3 separate regions of the Homo sapiens genome follow, and regions 2 and 3 are each linked to region 1. Evidence: chromatin contacts called from ENCODE Hi-C or POLR2A ChIA-PET data. All regions are on one chromosome and are shown on one strand. The core of a region is the stretch at or near the end of the contact, and the rest is flanking DNA. Distances in the headings are between cores, read along the strand shown. Region 1 overlaps PIGL (phosphatidylinositol glycan anchor biosynthesis class L). Region 2 holds the start of TNFRSF13B (TNF receptor superfamily member 13B). Region 3 overlaps TRIM16 (tripartite motif containing 16).

Region 1 (4,253 bases), core at 1,061-3,560:
ACCCGGGCGGCAGAGGTTGCGCCACTGCTCTCCAGCCTGGGCGACAGAGTGAGGCTCTGTCTCCAAAAAAAAAAAAATCCATTTTATGGTTAGATTTGGGGGCTTCAAGCCGTATGTGGAAAAGGCTCTCTTAGGGCATTTGGTCTGTCTGGGCTCCTAAGCTGCTTAGAAATGAGGTCCTTATCACAGCAGATACTTAATAAAAGTGCACTGATCTTTATATACCTCTTTTTTCAGTCCTTTTTCTTTTTCTCAGATCGCCTTTTCCTTCTCTTACTTATCTTTTCCCCTATTTCTTTTCTCTGCGTATGGCTTAGGTTAGTCCTTGGCGGTGCAGAGACACCCCCCAGAAGTTGTTGGACCCTGCTGCAACCTCCCTGCAGCTTAGACTTCATTTCTTCACACTCCTGTATTTGGAGCAGCGACGCTAGTGCCAGGCCCTCAGACCAGGAGACAGTTGCTGCCTCCCACAGTGGCCCTTGGGGGGCGATATTGGCAGTCCCAGGTTAGGCTTCCACGTCCTTGGCTAGCCTTAAGGTTAGCTCTGAACTCTACTGACCTTTGCTCGCTTTGGATGACAAAGGAAATGATCGAGTTTAGAGATGGGCCAGAGGTGGGTGGAGGGGTGGCTGAACCTTCCGGCTTGCGCTGTACAAGCCACAAGACCAAATAAGGGCGTGTGAGCCGCCTCCGTCTGTATTAAAGTTCAGAGTGCAGTGTGCAAAAGTGGGACTCGGTTTTCAGAGATAAGCTGTTACCCAACCCTGCTTGAGTTCCAGCAGCGGAGGCTGCGAAGTCTCCTGCTCTGAGCAGGGCTGGGTCTGGGGGAGAAAGACCTGGGCCCCTGGGCTTGCTTAGCTGGGGAGAGGAAAGAAGGGGGGCTTCCCTCACCAGCACCTGGTGACTGAACGGACCCACAACCCCACAGATTTTCACAAAGGGTTTCCATGACTCTCCCGACTAAAATGTGCCGGCCAGTGTGACTCATTAGAATGTGTAGGAAAGGTCACTGTTTGAGGATATTCAGCCAGTGGGGGAAAAAACCACAACGTTATTTTAATGAACGCTTTTAGCCTGGCTTGTTTCCTGAACATTAAGGTCTAGGGCGGGACTTCGAGTTTGGGGCCTTTTCCAGAGGTATTAACACTGTGTTTGCTAAATACACCCCAGGGAAGGAGTCGTCGGGCTTCTACGAGTCACACTTAAAAGACTGGCAAGAGTTGGCTTCTTCTGTTGTGTTCTTAGCTTCCAAAATAGTAGTCTCTCCTCAGAGCCAGACGCGCAATGCCATCATGTTAATGAGGTGCCTCATGTGCTTCAATAGCCACTGACTGATGGTACCCCGAACCTGCCTGGATTCCTCACCTCTTCCCCTGCCCATCTCTCCTTCCCGCAGCAAACTGCTCATCCTGCAGCAGTCCGAACCTCTGCCTCATTGGCCCTAAGCTTCCTAAGGGAAGGGACCATGACTTGTATTCATGTTTATATCCCTAAAACTCAGCCCTCTGTTTGGCACATAGTGTGTGCTTAGTCCAGATCACTTAAATGTACAATGATTTCATTCTCTCGGAGCCCCGCTCTGGTGGTGTGGGTCCCTGGGGACCCCTCCAGATGCCTTTCTCCAGCCATGGCTGCGCAGGCACCGAGAAGCCGCAGGCTGGTTCCAGCTCACAGCCTCTCGCCTCAGGCCCACACTGCTCCTCCTGCTGTCTGCCCCAGGGCTTGCGATTGCCCGGGGGTCCCCAAGCGGGCTCAACTCTGAAAGATTAGAGAGCTAACAGCCTATGGAGATAAATACTTCCTTCTTTATCTTCCTGGGAAGATGGACAGTTGTAAGATGATTTTCTTACAACTTTCAGACAGTCCTGTGGGAACACACAGCCAGTGCCCATAAGTAGGGCCACATCAGTAGAGCATCCCTGCTTCCCTGCCTTCTCCATCTGTCAGTGGCTTCTGCTCCTGGGGTCACAGTCCCCAATAAAGTACACACTAAGCCTTCTTCCTAGGGGAGCTGAGACTCGAATACATTCAGAGCCCTTTAAGAAGTTCTCTCACAGACTTATTTTTGTTTTCAAAATTCAATTCCTCTAAATATATTTCTGTTCCTCTTTCGTCTAAGTCTCATTCTTTTTGACTGAGAAGTCAGAAGCAAAATTAAAGTTTAGTGACTAGGGTTTTTTTGTCCTGTTATACGTTGACATTCCTTACCGTGGGTGTATCTGTGCTTTCTTTGCTCTTACTCTGAACATGCCCAAAAAAACTCTTGTGTTATCTTTAGCATATTTCATAAGCCACAATTCAGGAAGTTAGAGAAATTGCTCCCTGGTGCAGAGCAACAGAACTGCCGACCTCTTTCCACTCCAATTGCGGTGAAAGTGATATCTCTCTGCCTGAGCTGACGTTGGCCTTTAGGCTTCTCTAATTATTTCCTTAGGTTAGATTTCTAGAAACACAGGGTCAAAGGGCACAGATATTCACATATAGGCAAGTTACCTTCTTCTTGAGATGTAGCAATTTAAACTCATAACAGCAGTACATAACAGTGCCCCTTTCTCTGTGTCTTTCTCCAACACAGACATCTTGCTTTAATTTTGCATTTATTTGATTCTTTCTGAGAAGCAGAAGGAATATATGTTGGCCGTTTGCATTTCTTCTTTTCTAAATTACCTGTTTTCTTTCCTTCCTTCCTTCCTTCCTTTCTTTCTCTTTCTTTCTTTCGAGACGAAGTCTCACTCTTGTTGCCCAGGTTGGAGTACAGTGGCTCAGTCTCGGCTCACTGCAGCCCCCACCTCCCAGGTTGAGGCTATTCTCCTGCCTCAGCCTCCCGAGTAGCTGGGATTACAGGTGCCTGCCACCACGCCCAGCTAATTTTTGTATTTTTAGTAGAGATGGGGTTTCTCCGTGTTGGCCAGACTGGTCTTGAACTCCTGACCTCGTGATCCACCCGCCTTGGCCTCCCAAAGTGCTGGGATTACAGGCGTGAGCCACTGCGTCCAGCCTATTACTATTATTCTTTTTTTCTTTTCTTTTTTTTCTTTTTCTTTTTTTTTGAAACCGGAGTTTCGCTCTTGTTGCCCAGGCTGGAGTGCAATGGCGCGATCTTGGCTCACCGCAACCTCTGCCTCCTAGGTTCAAGCAATCCTCCTGCCTCAGCCTCCTGAGTAGCTGGGATTACAGGCACGCACCACTGTGCCCGGCTAATTTTGTAGTTTTAGTAGACACAGGGTTTCTCCATGTTGGTCAGGCTGGCCTCAAACTCCTGACCTCAGGTGATCCGCCCACCTCAGCCTCCCAAAGTGCTGGGATTACAGGCGTGAGCCACCACACCTAGCTAAAAATTCTTTAATAGGTCTCTTTAATGTTTTAAGTAGTCCTAGATTTCCCCTGTGAACCATCTTGAAAGTTTTGCCTTTTATTCTCAGTTCTCTTTTGCTGGCTTCTTATCAGGAAACACCACCTGACTGATTTGAGATGTAAAGTGATGGAGTGCAAAGACCACAGGTCTCTGTATTCAAAGGTCTAGGTGCAAGGTACAACCTTACCGGATATTTCAGAGCTTGTCTTTTATAATTTTTGAGCTGAGAAGGTCAGGTGAGATAAACTGTATGGACTGGAATTCTGATTTGAGATGTAAAGTGATGGAGTGCAAAGACCACAGGTCTCTGTATTCGAAGGTTTAGGTGCAAGGTACAACCTTACCAGATATTTCACAGCTTGCCTTTTATCATTTCTGAGCTGAGAGGGCCAGGTGAGATAAACCCTATGGACTAGAATTCTGAAAGGAGAGCAGTATGTCAACAAAGGAGGATTCAGCAACTGCCTGATGCAATCTCTAGTTATCTTCGTCCTGCACCAGCAGTATATGATGCTATCTCATCCAACTCCATTCTTCAGATTTGTCATCTCTCCTTTACTTGGATAAAACCTGGCTGGAAACTTGGCTTCAGTCCTCCATATCCATCTGTTTTAGGCAGACTTAACTCAGCTTTACATCTTTGCAAACTTACCCACGCACATCAGCATCCGAGAAATTTCCATACTCTTTGATTAAAATTGCAGTAAAAGTCACAAAGGACCTTGCTTAAAATGAAAGGAAGTTTCTAGGAACTCTAAGCTCAGTAACTTTATGACCATTCCCTGTAGAGCTGCAAAGGTCTGGATTTGAAAAGTCATAAGTAGCAAGGGAATTGCGCCAGAATACCTGTCTTTTGCTGGAGCAAATCCATTGCCTGGTTCATGCCTATGTCACATAG
Region 2 (4,253 bases), core at 723-3,222, 680 kb after region 1:
AATCCCAGAACCATCATCAAGTGCCAAAGGAGGGCAGGAAAACCCCATGACTGACACCAGCCAGGCAGAATAGAAGCTTGAGAGAGAAGCTTCGTTGATGGAAAGGGAAGAAAGGGAACACCTCTCTGACACTAGCTGTGTGGGCTGGGCTCAGACTCTGGGCCGCCACAAATTTGGATGCAGGATGGAGACTCTCTCCTGCACCCCGAGACCAGAGAGCAGCCAAGGAGGGTGATTCTCAGAGCCCTCTGCTTGTGCCTCCTCACGGGCTTGGCCGGTTAACAGGTGCTGCACCAAGAAAGAGCTCTGTGGTCGGATTAGTTTGAAAAACACTGGGTTAAAGAAAGTCAAGGCAGTTTTTTAACCGCAGGGCTTCTCAGAGCCTTTCCTCATGACTCCCCAAGAGGGGGTCTGGTAGTTTCATCAAAGCACTTTTGTGTGTTTGAGGGATGTCTGGTAGGAAAGACAGTCTTCTTCATTTTACACTGAGGGGAAGCGGCTCAGCCAAGGTCCCAGAGTGGGCCAGTGGACAACCGGCCAGGGCTGATTCGGCAGCACCAGACAGCTTCTGCCACTGCCAGGTCACAGTTCTAGCTGGGTCCTGACTCGTGGCCCCAGAGCACTGGGCAATTTCATCCTGTGTTAAGGCAGCCTCTGGTCACTGCCTTGTCCAAGTCTCTCAGAAACTTTACATATTTGAGCCCCTGGCTGTGTAGATTCTGGGGACTTGGTGGCTGGACACAAAAAAGGACTGAAGAACAAATTTGCTCCCTGCCTGAGGTGTGGGACAGAGCAGCAGGCAGAGGCTGTGAATCTAGGCTGTGCCCCGGGTCCATCTGGCCATGGGTTCTGTCTGCACTAAAGGACCTGGGGCCCTTTCATAAAACCTTAGAAACCCACCCTGATGAAAATGCTATACGGGCCGGGTGCCGTGGCTCATGCCTGTAATCCCAATACTTTGGGAGGCTGAGGCAGGTGGATCACCTGAGGTCAGGAGTTTGAGATCAGCCTGGCCAACGTGGCGAAAGCCTATCTCTACTAAAAATACAAAAAATTAGCCGGGCGTGGTGGTGGGCACCTATAATCTCAGCCACTCGGGAGGCTGAGGCAGGAGAATGGCTTGAACCCGGGAGGCGGAGGTTGCAGAAAGCCGAGATCATGCCATTGCACTCCAACCTGGGTGACAGAGCAAGACTCTGTCTCAAAAAACAAAAACAAAAACAAAACAACAAAACAAAAAAAAAGAAAGCTATAGGATAAATATAAATATAAATATATAACAGAAAAAATGGGTGGAAACTGTTATAGATTAAAACATAGCCAAAAGTCTAATGTGGGACAGGCTGATTTGAACAAGTCAACTGAGAAAGACATTGGTGAGACAGTTGGTACAGTTTGAACCCTGGCGGGCTATGTGATGATGTTCAGGAATTGTTGTTTCAGCAGGGGTGAAGGTATGATGCTTAGTTTTTTGTTTTGTTTTTAGGGTTTGTGTTCTTAAGGAATAAATCCTGTGGTCTCCACAACTCAAACAATCTGGTATTTGAGATTAGCATTAAAATGGTCCAGCGGGCATGTAAGGGGGAAAATGGGGGCTGTGCAGGGGCCATGGTGACAAAGGGAATTCCTGCCGGTGTGGCCAACCCTGCAACCTCAGTGGCTTCTGTCACGGAAGGCAAGCCCCACATCCCAGAGGCATCCAGACTCGGGGCTCTCCATGTGCAGGAGCTTGGGGAGGCTGGGACTGCCCCAGTGTGTGGATCTGCTGTGGGCTTTGCACCTGCTGGACCTTGCAACCCCCACGGCACTCAGGCCCAACCCTCCTCACACCTCCCACCTGCCCTCCTGCCCTCCTGCCCGGCTACTCACAGCGCTCCTCCTGGTCCACACGGCTCCGGCCACCTCGCCTGCTCCGGCCCAGGCCACTCATTACTCAGGATGCTTATTACTAGTCTTAGATTTGATTAGTGCTTGGGCTGCACTTCCTGGGTTTTCCCCTCAACCTGTTGGATGTAAATCAGCCACACCCACTCCCGCCCCCATGCCTGTGCATTGGGTCTCAGGAGCCCAGGTGGGTGGCTGCGGCCCAGGCTCCTGGCGTCCCATGGGGTACACACAGAGCAGTGGAAGGCCTGCCGGGCCTTGCGATGAGGTATTGACTATGGGATGGCCCAGGCTCTTCTAGATCTGGCCTTGGCCATCCCTTGGTCCTCATCTCCTGCCCGCCGGCACACACCCCAAGCCAGGCCAGCTCTCCACCCTCCCAGCATCACTCAGGCCTTTCCCTCTTCCTGGGTATACTTATTCTATTCATTGCCTGGTCGGCTCCTCCTGCTCTTCCTTCAAGGCTCCATTGAGGTGTCACCTCCTCCAGGAAGCCATCCCTGACTGTCCCAGCCTGTCAGGTGGTACTCATTCTCTGTATCTCCTTGACCCTCTCCAACACCTAGCAGAGCACTGGAGAGGCTGAACCCCAGGACCGGACAGCCTGCGTTTGAATCTTGACTCTGCTGCATACTAGCAGAAGGCCTTGGTGGCAATTTATGGAACTCTTCTGTGCCTCCATGTTCTCTGTGTAAAACAAGGATGAGGTCGGGCATGGTGGCTCACGCCTGTAATCCTAGCACTTTGGGAGGCCGAGGCAGGTGGATTGTCTGAGCTCAGGAGTTCGAGACCATCCTGGGCAACACGGTGAAACCCCATCTCTACTAAAAAAAAATACAAAAAATTAGCCGGGTGTGGTGGCGCGTGCCTGTAGTCCCATCTATTTGGGAGGCTGTGGCAGGAGAATGAACCTGGGAGTCAGAGGTTGTAGTGAGCCGAGATCGTGCCATTGCACTCCAGCCTGGGCAACAGAGATGCCATCTCAAAAAAAAAAAAAAAAAAAAGGATGAGAACATTGCCCGCCTCACAGGCGGTTATGAGCATGAAATGAGGGAGGGAGCACAGTTACATTCTTAGAGCAGGTTCTTGGCACACAGTAAGTCCTCAATAAAGGCCGTGGAGGAGGAACATTACAGCCCGTATTGCACTGCATGGCGACTGCACTCCTGTGTCTTCCCCATCGTCTGAAACCTCCCAGGGGATGGGAGGCCCAGCAACAGCCAAAGGCGGAGTGAGAGGAACGTAAAAGCCAAAGAAAGCCCATGGGCCCTTAGGAAGAAACTGAAGGACGAGGAGGACATGGAGAGGTGGAGAGGAAGGAGGGAGGCTGCAGGAAGCAGCTGGAGCAGGGTGATGGTGCACAGAGCAGGAGAGGAGATGCAGACGGTCAGCAAACACAGGAAAATGTCCAGTCTCCCAAAAATCAGAAAAACAACTGAACAATGAAAAACTAACTTTCAGCCATCAGGTTGCAAAGTTTTAAAGTTGGTAACATCAAGGGCAGGGGGGTGATCTACAGAAGCATGAACTCAGGGCCCACTGGAGGGAGGGAGCTGGCAGCAGCGTTCTGGAGAGTAACCAGCCAGGGTCAGTTAAATGCACAACACACACCTAACCCACCCCCCAGAAATTCTCCTCCTCCGTGAGCCTCCTCATGACAGCGAGAAACGGGAAACAATGTAAATGTCCATGCAGCAGAGGATGCCTGAATAAGCAGGGTGCACAGGCCAGAGCCAGGAATCTATTGCACAGTTAAAAGAATGAGAAATCTCGAAGCTTTCAGGACAGACGCTGAGTAAATAAAAGTAGCTTATAGCATGAGCCTTACAGCATGATGCCTTTTAGTAAAACAAAACCAAAAGCAAACAACATGCACACACACACACACACAGTACAGCGCTGTGTTGTCTGTGATCACGCACACATGACTGTGAAGCATAAGAAGTCTGCAAAGACATGCATGACGAAACTGGCTCTCGCCGGGTGGGGCAAGAGGGAACCAGGACTGGGGGTGACCGTCAAAGGGGACTTTAGCCCTATTTGTAGGGCTAAACATTTTACATTTAGGGCTTTTACATTTGTAGGGGTTTTACATTTAATTACTTGTTTACATTTAATTACTTGTGTCAATGAACAGTGACAAAACCATAGCTGGGCTCTGGCAGTGGATTTCTAAGAGAGAGGTAAGAAAGAGATCCCATTGCCAGGAACTTTCTGCCTGTTGAAATGGGCAAGCCCAAAGTCACTACAGGATGCCCTCACTGAGTCCCCCCTCACCTCCTGTTTGCATACCCCCAGGGTCAGGGCTCTCACCACCTCACGGAGCAGCTGGCTCCCTGGGGGGTAGCTCTGATGGTTAGAAAGCTCAG
Region 3 (4,253 bases), core at 439-2,938, 640 kb before region 1:
CCACTAGCACCAGCTAAAATCTATGTCTAGGGATTGGCAGAGAGGAGGGGCCCTGGCAAGTAGACCCCCTTTCCTAGAAACCTCTTTCCTTTGATGCCAGGGAACATTTGCCAAGAAATGGCCATAGGTCTGCCACCTGCACTCAGTGTCAACAGGGAACTTCCTTGATGATTAATGTAGGAAATGTGGGGCAAACGTCAACTACACTTCCCGACTGAAAACTAAAAGTGTTCGCTGAAAGTCAAAGTAGAAGGAAAAAAGCATATGAGGTGCCAAACCAATTTCCAGGAACTTCTCCAGGATCTAGCTTTAGGCAAAGAAAAACGACTTGTTCTAGAAACAGTTTCCTTATCCGATGGAAATAAAATGACAGGCTATGAGCATGATGTTTCTTAGTCTCTCCTGATACCTCCATCTGGTGAGGAACTTTTATTATCCCTAAGCCACCTGTGACATTATACCTGGACCTAAGTTTCAAATTCTCTGCTATCTTAGCACTTTTCAAGCTCTTAGATTTCCTGTTATCTCCAGAGGGGCCCATTCTACTGGTCTCTTGTTTGAGAAAAAGAGAAACTGGGAGAAAGAGTTGTTCTTTTCTCTTGAATTTCTGCCAAGGTTTTATTTCATTAATTGACAATGGATGTGCCATGCAGATCCAGCCACAGGGACATATCACCGCCCTAAGCCCCCACAACTTCTGCACCCTCCACCCAAACACACATCACCAAAAGCTGTATAAGGCACAGCAGGAAACTAGCAAGAAGGAGGAGAGACAGACACAGACAGAGATCGCACAGAGACAGTGGGACAGAGATGGGGACGGAGCAACCTACTCCACACAGTTTCCAAAACCAAGTGCAATGTATATTTACACTGACCCAGCAGGCAGACGCTGAAGCTAGTCTTTTTCAGGTATGCTCAGAGCATAGTAGTGGCGTCAGTGGACCTAGCAGCTGCAGCCAGCTGGGCACACCATCCCCCACCGCCCTCTCCCAAATGGATGAATGGTCCCCAAGCACTCACCTCCTTGTCCCTGCGGGCTGCATCCAGGGAGACTATGGTGTGGCCACTGTGCTCCTGGCAACAGTCCTGGCAGATGCACTGCTGATCAGGGCAGCAGAAGGCAGACAGTGGGCTGTGGTGGGCAGGGCAGTATCGCCAGTTGTGGTCCTTCACTGGCTCGGTCAGCAGGTGGCTTTGCAGTTTGATGTTCACCTGATGCGGCTGCAAGTGCTCTTCACAGTAATTCACCATGCAGGTTAGACAGGACTTCACTGCCTTCACTCTTCTGGTGTCATCAAGGCAGAAGTCACACAGGACCTCTTTCCCCTCACCAGCAGGATCCCCCTGCTCTGCAGAGTCGCTGTCCTGTTCCTCCGTCTCCCTGCCAAGCTTCTCCGAGGAGCCCACGTCCTCTTCTTCCACTGGGCTGGCTGACCCAGAATCTGGGCTGGGTGACCCAGAGTCTGGGCTGAGAGGGGCTGGGGGCTGAGCAGTGGCCCTGGGCAGTGGCCCTGGAGCCATTAGATCCAACTCAGCCATCTGGGAGGCTCTGCTCCTAGGCTGTCTTTCTTCTGTCCCTTGGCCCAGGATCTGTGCAGCCCAAGTCAGACAAGAGAACCACGCCTAGATGATTGCAGCTGCTGCAAGATTTTAACTGTTTCCTCCCTCCCAGAGGAAGCTCGGCCACTCATTACTGTGTGCTGGCGCTGGATGGCAGCCAGATGCGATGACGACAAGGCAGCTAGAGTACTCAGGCTCAGGACAGCCGGCTCAGGCTCAGGCTGCCTCCCCAGGTCCAGCCCTGAAACTTCTATTCTTATGTGAATCATCTGAACCCCATAGGCTCTGCTGAAGACCACGTGTCTCTGTGCCTGCTCTGGAAAGGACAGAAGATTCCTGAGCTCTGTTATAAGCCTGTGTGGCTTTGTGTGGTCTGACAAGCGACATTTTTTTTTGTTTTCATTTTTAAAGAGAAGTAAAATGTAAGGACTTCAACACCAGGACAGCCATTCATCTACTCCCATCTCATAGAACTGGACATGAGGCAGCTAGGAATAGGATGCATGTTTCTTTTCTTTTCTTTTTTTTTTTTTTTGAGACAGAGTCTCACTCTGTCACCCAGGCTGGAGTGCAGTGGTGTGATCTCGGCTCACTGCAACCTCCGCCCTCCGAGTTCAAGTGATTCTCCTGCCTCAGCCTCCCGAGTAGCTGGGATTACAGGCACCTGCCACCGTGCCCGGCTAATTTCTTTTTTTTTTTTTTGTATTTTTAGTAGAGACGGGGTTTCACCATCTTGGCCAGGCTGGTCTTGAACCCCTGATCTCGTGATCCACCCGCCTCGGCCTCCCAAAGTGCTAGGATTACAGGTGAGCCACGGTGCCCACCTTTTTTTTTTTTTTTTTTTTTTTTTTGAGACACAGTCTCACTCTGTCGCCCAGGCTGGAGTGCAGTGTGGGATCTTGGCTCACTGCAACCTCCGCCTCCTGGGTTTGTGATTCTTCTGCCTCAGCCTCCTGAGTAGCTGGGATTACAGGCACCCACCACCACGCCTGGCTCATTTTTGTATTATTAGTAGAGACAGTGTTTCACCATGTTGGCCAGGCTGGTCTCGAACCCTTGACCTCAGGTGATCTGCCTGCCTGGGCTTCCCAATGTGCTGGGATTACAGGCATGAGCCACTGTGCCCAGCCAGGATGCATACTTCTGATGCTGACTTTTCCATATCATCTTCCTGAACATTCCAGTAATGTCCGTCACACTCGTGGAGATGAACATCACGTGGGTACTCAGTGGAGATCAGGAGGGTCAGGGAAGACTTGTCTCCTTCCACAGAATGCTCCCTTCAGGTTAACAGCCCTTTTGCCCACTTAACGAAACATTCCTAGACATGGTGTTATAGTTGAGACACTTGTTCCCACAAACCTCATGCTGAGATTTGATCCCCAATACTGGAGGTGGGGCCTGGTGGGAGGTGTTTGGGTCATAGGGGTGGATCCCTCATGAACGGCTCGGTGCCATCCCCACAGTGATGAGTGAGTTCTCGTTCTATCAATATTAGCTGCCACAAGATCTGATTGTTAAAAAAGAGCCTGGCACCACCCCCTCTCTTAATTCCTCTCTCTCCATGTGACCTGCCCACTCCAGCTCCCCTACCCCTTCCACTGTGGATGGAAGCGGCCTGAGGCCCTCACCAGAAGCAGATGCCAGCACCATGCTTCTTGTACAGCCTGCAAAACCGTGAGCCAAAAGATCTGTTTTCTTTATACGTTACCCCCACCCCCTCAGGTATTCCTTTACAGCAACACAAACACAGTAAGACGCATGGTGTGTGAGCTTGCCAGGGCTGCCATAGCAAAGAACCATACACTGGTTGGCTTCAACAACAGAAACTCATTTCCTCACAGTTCTAGAAGCTGGATCAAGTCACTGGCAGGGATGCTTTCTTCTGAGGCCTCTCTCCTTGGCTTGCAGATGGCTTCTCCTATGTCTTCACATGGTCTTCCCTTTGTACGTATCTGTGTCCTAATCTCCTCTTCTTATAAGAACACCAGTAAGACTAGATTAGGGCCCACCCTCAATTACCTGTTTAAAGACTTTCTCCCCAAATACAGTCACATCTGAGGTATTAAGGGCAAAGATTTCAACATACACATTTGTAGGGGAAGGAGACACAATTCAGCCCGTAACACACGGTCAGGGCATGAGCTTGGAAGCCTCTAGCTCCTTAGAAGAAAGAGGCTGCGAGGCATGACCCCTGGACGGGGGTACACAGTGTACCCAGCGTTTGCAGATGGATACAAAGGAATCCAGGATTATTCCAGGGTACCTGAACCCCAAATTCTAGAGCTTTCTACAGTTTTCCCTGGGATTATTTAATCAGATACATTTGAACTCAAATGAATTTGGAAGGCGAATGGAAGAGAGAGAGATTGGGTGGAGGGGGAGGGGTCAGATCCACCTAGCCCCAGGGATCAGGCATTAGGATGGTTCCAAGATATTACACTCCCTATGGCTCTGCATCCCTGCGGTGAGTTCTATAGGATTTGGATTAAACTAAATAAACACAGGGATGTTTCTTGTCACTGACTAGTACTTTTCAGAAATCCGAGAGACCTAGTGACTACTCAGAGTTAGAAGGCACCGAAGACTTTACAAATTCATTCCAGACACAGTGCTGTTTATTTTCAACCACGCATAGAATACGCATAAGTAGCCCTTTTTAGCGATGTAACGTTTCCTCACTGTCCCTG

Evidence for each region. Hi-C counts contacts between places; a loop is a spot of excess contacts on that map. ChIA-PET counts read pairs that join two places held with the same protein, here RNA polymerase II (POLR2A). Pooled maps may share reads with other maps.
Region 2: a loop to region 1 is called in a map with no recorded cell type, with 8 times the contacts of the local background. The contact joins the promoter of TNFRSF13B here to the enhancer-like site in region 1. A Hi-C loop is called at or near these places in 12 of 37 single-sample maps with no recorded cell type and 6 of 50 pooled maps.
Region 3: a pooled map shows a loop between it and region 1 (2.5-fold over the local background). The contact joins two enhancer-like sites. A Hi-C loop is called at or near these places in 1 of 168 maps with a recorded cell type or tissue (PC-9) and 2 of 50 pooled maps. POLR2A ChIA-PET finds 5 or more read pairs at or near these places in 1 of 52 experiments (activated T-cell).

Annotation. Positions count from the first base shown.
Region 1 is chr17:16,285,506-16,289,758 of GRCh38, forward strand. All of the region lies in intron 2 of PIGL (phosphatidylinositol glycan anchor biosynthesis class L), which reads left to right. Among named protein-coding and RNA genes, the nearest start is that of MIR1288, 5.6 kb to the left of the region's middle. RefSeq lists enhancers at 238-1,227, 392-441, 2,312-2,441, 2,702-2,751, 2,772-2,821 and 1 more. Within about 2 kb of position 2,311, at least 26 of the 41 ENCODE cell types and tissues checked have a DNase peak (open chromatin) inside an H3K27ac peak, as active enhancers do; they include PC-9, where a contact is called at or near this core.
Region 2 is chr17:16,970,146-16,974,398 of GRCh38, forward strand. TNFRSF13B (TNF receptor superfamily member 13B) reads right to left here and starts at 1,973. Exons shown (of 5, transcript NM_012452.3): 1 at 1,870-1,973. The coding sequence starts at 1,930. RefSeq lists enhancers at 3,405-3,574, 3,645-3,694.
Region 3 is chr17:15,650,068-15,654,320 of GRCh38, forward strand. It overlaps TRIM16 (tripartite motif containing 16), which reads right to left. Exons shown (of 12, transcript NM_001348119.1): 7 at 1,024-1,879. The coding sequence starts at 1,542. Among named protein-coding and RNA genes, the nearest start is that of TRIM16, 32 kb to the right of the region's middle. RefSeq lists an enhancer at 842-1,791. Within about 2 kb of position 1,689, at least 31 of the 41 ENCODE cell types and tissues checked have a DNase peak (open chromatin) inside an H3K27ac peak, as active enhancers do; they include PC-9, where a contact is called at or near this core.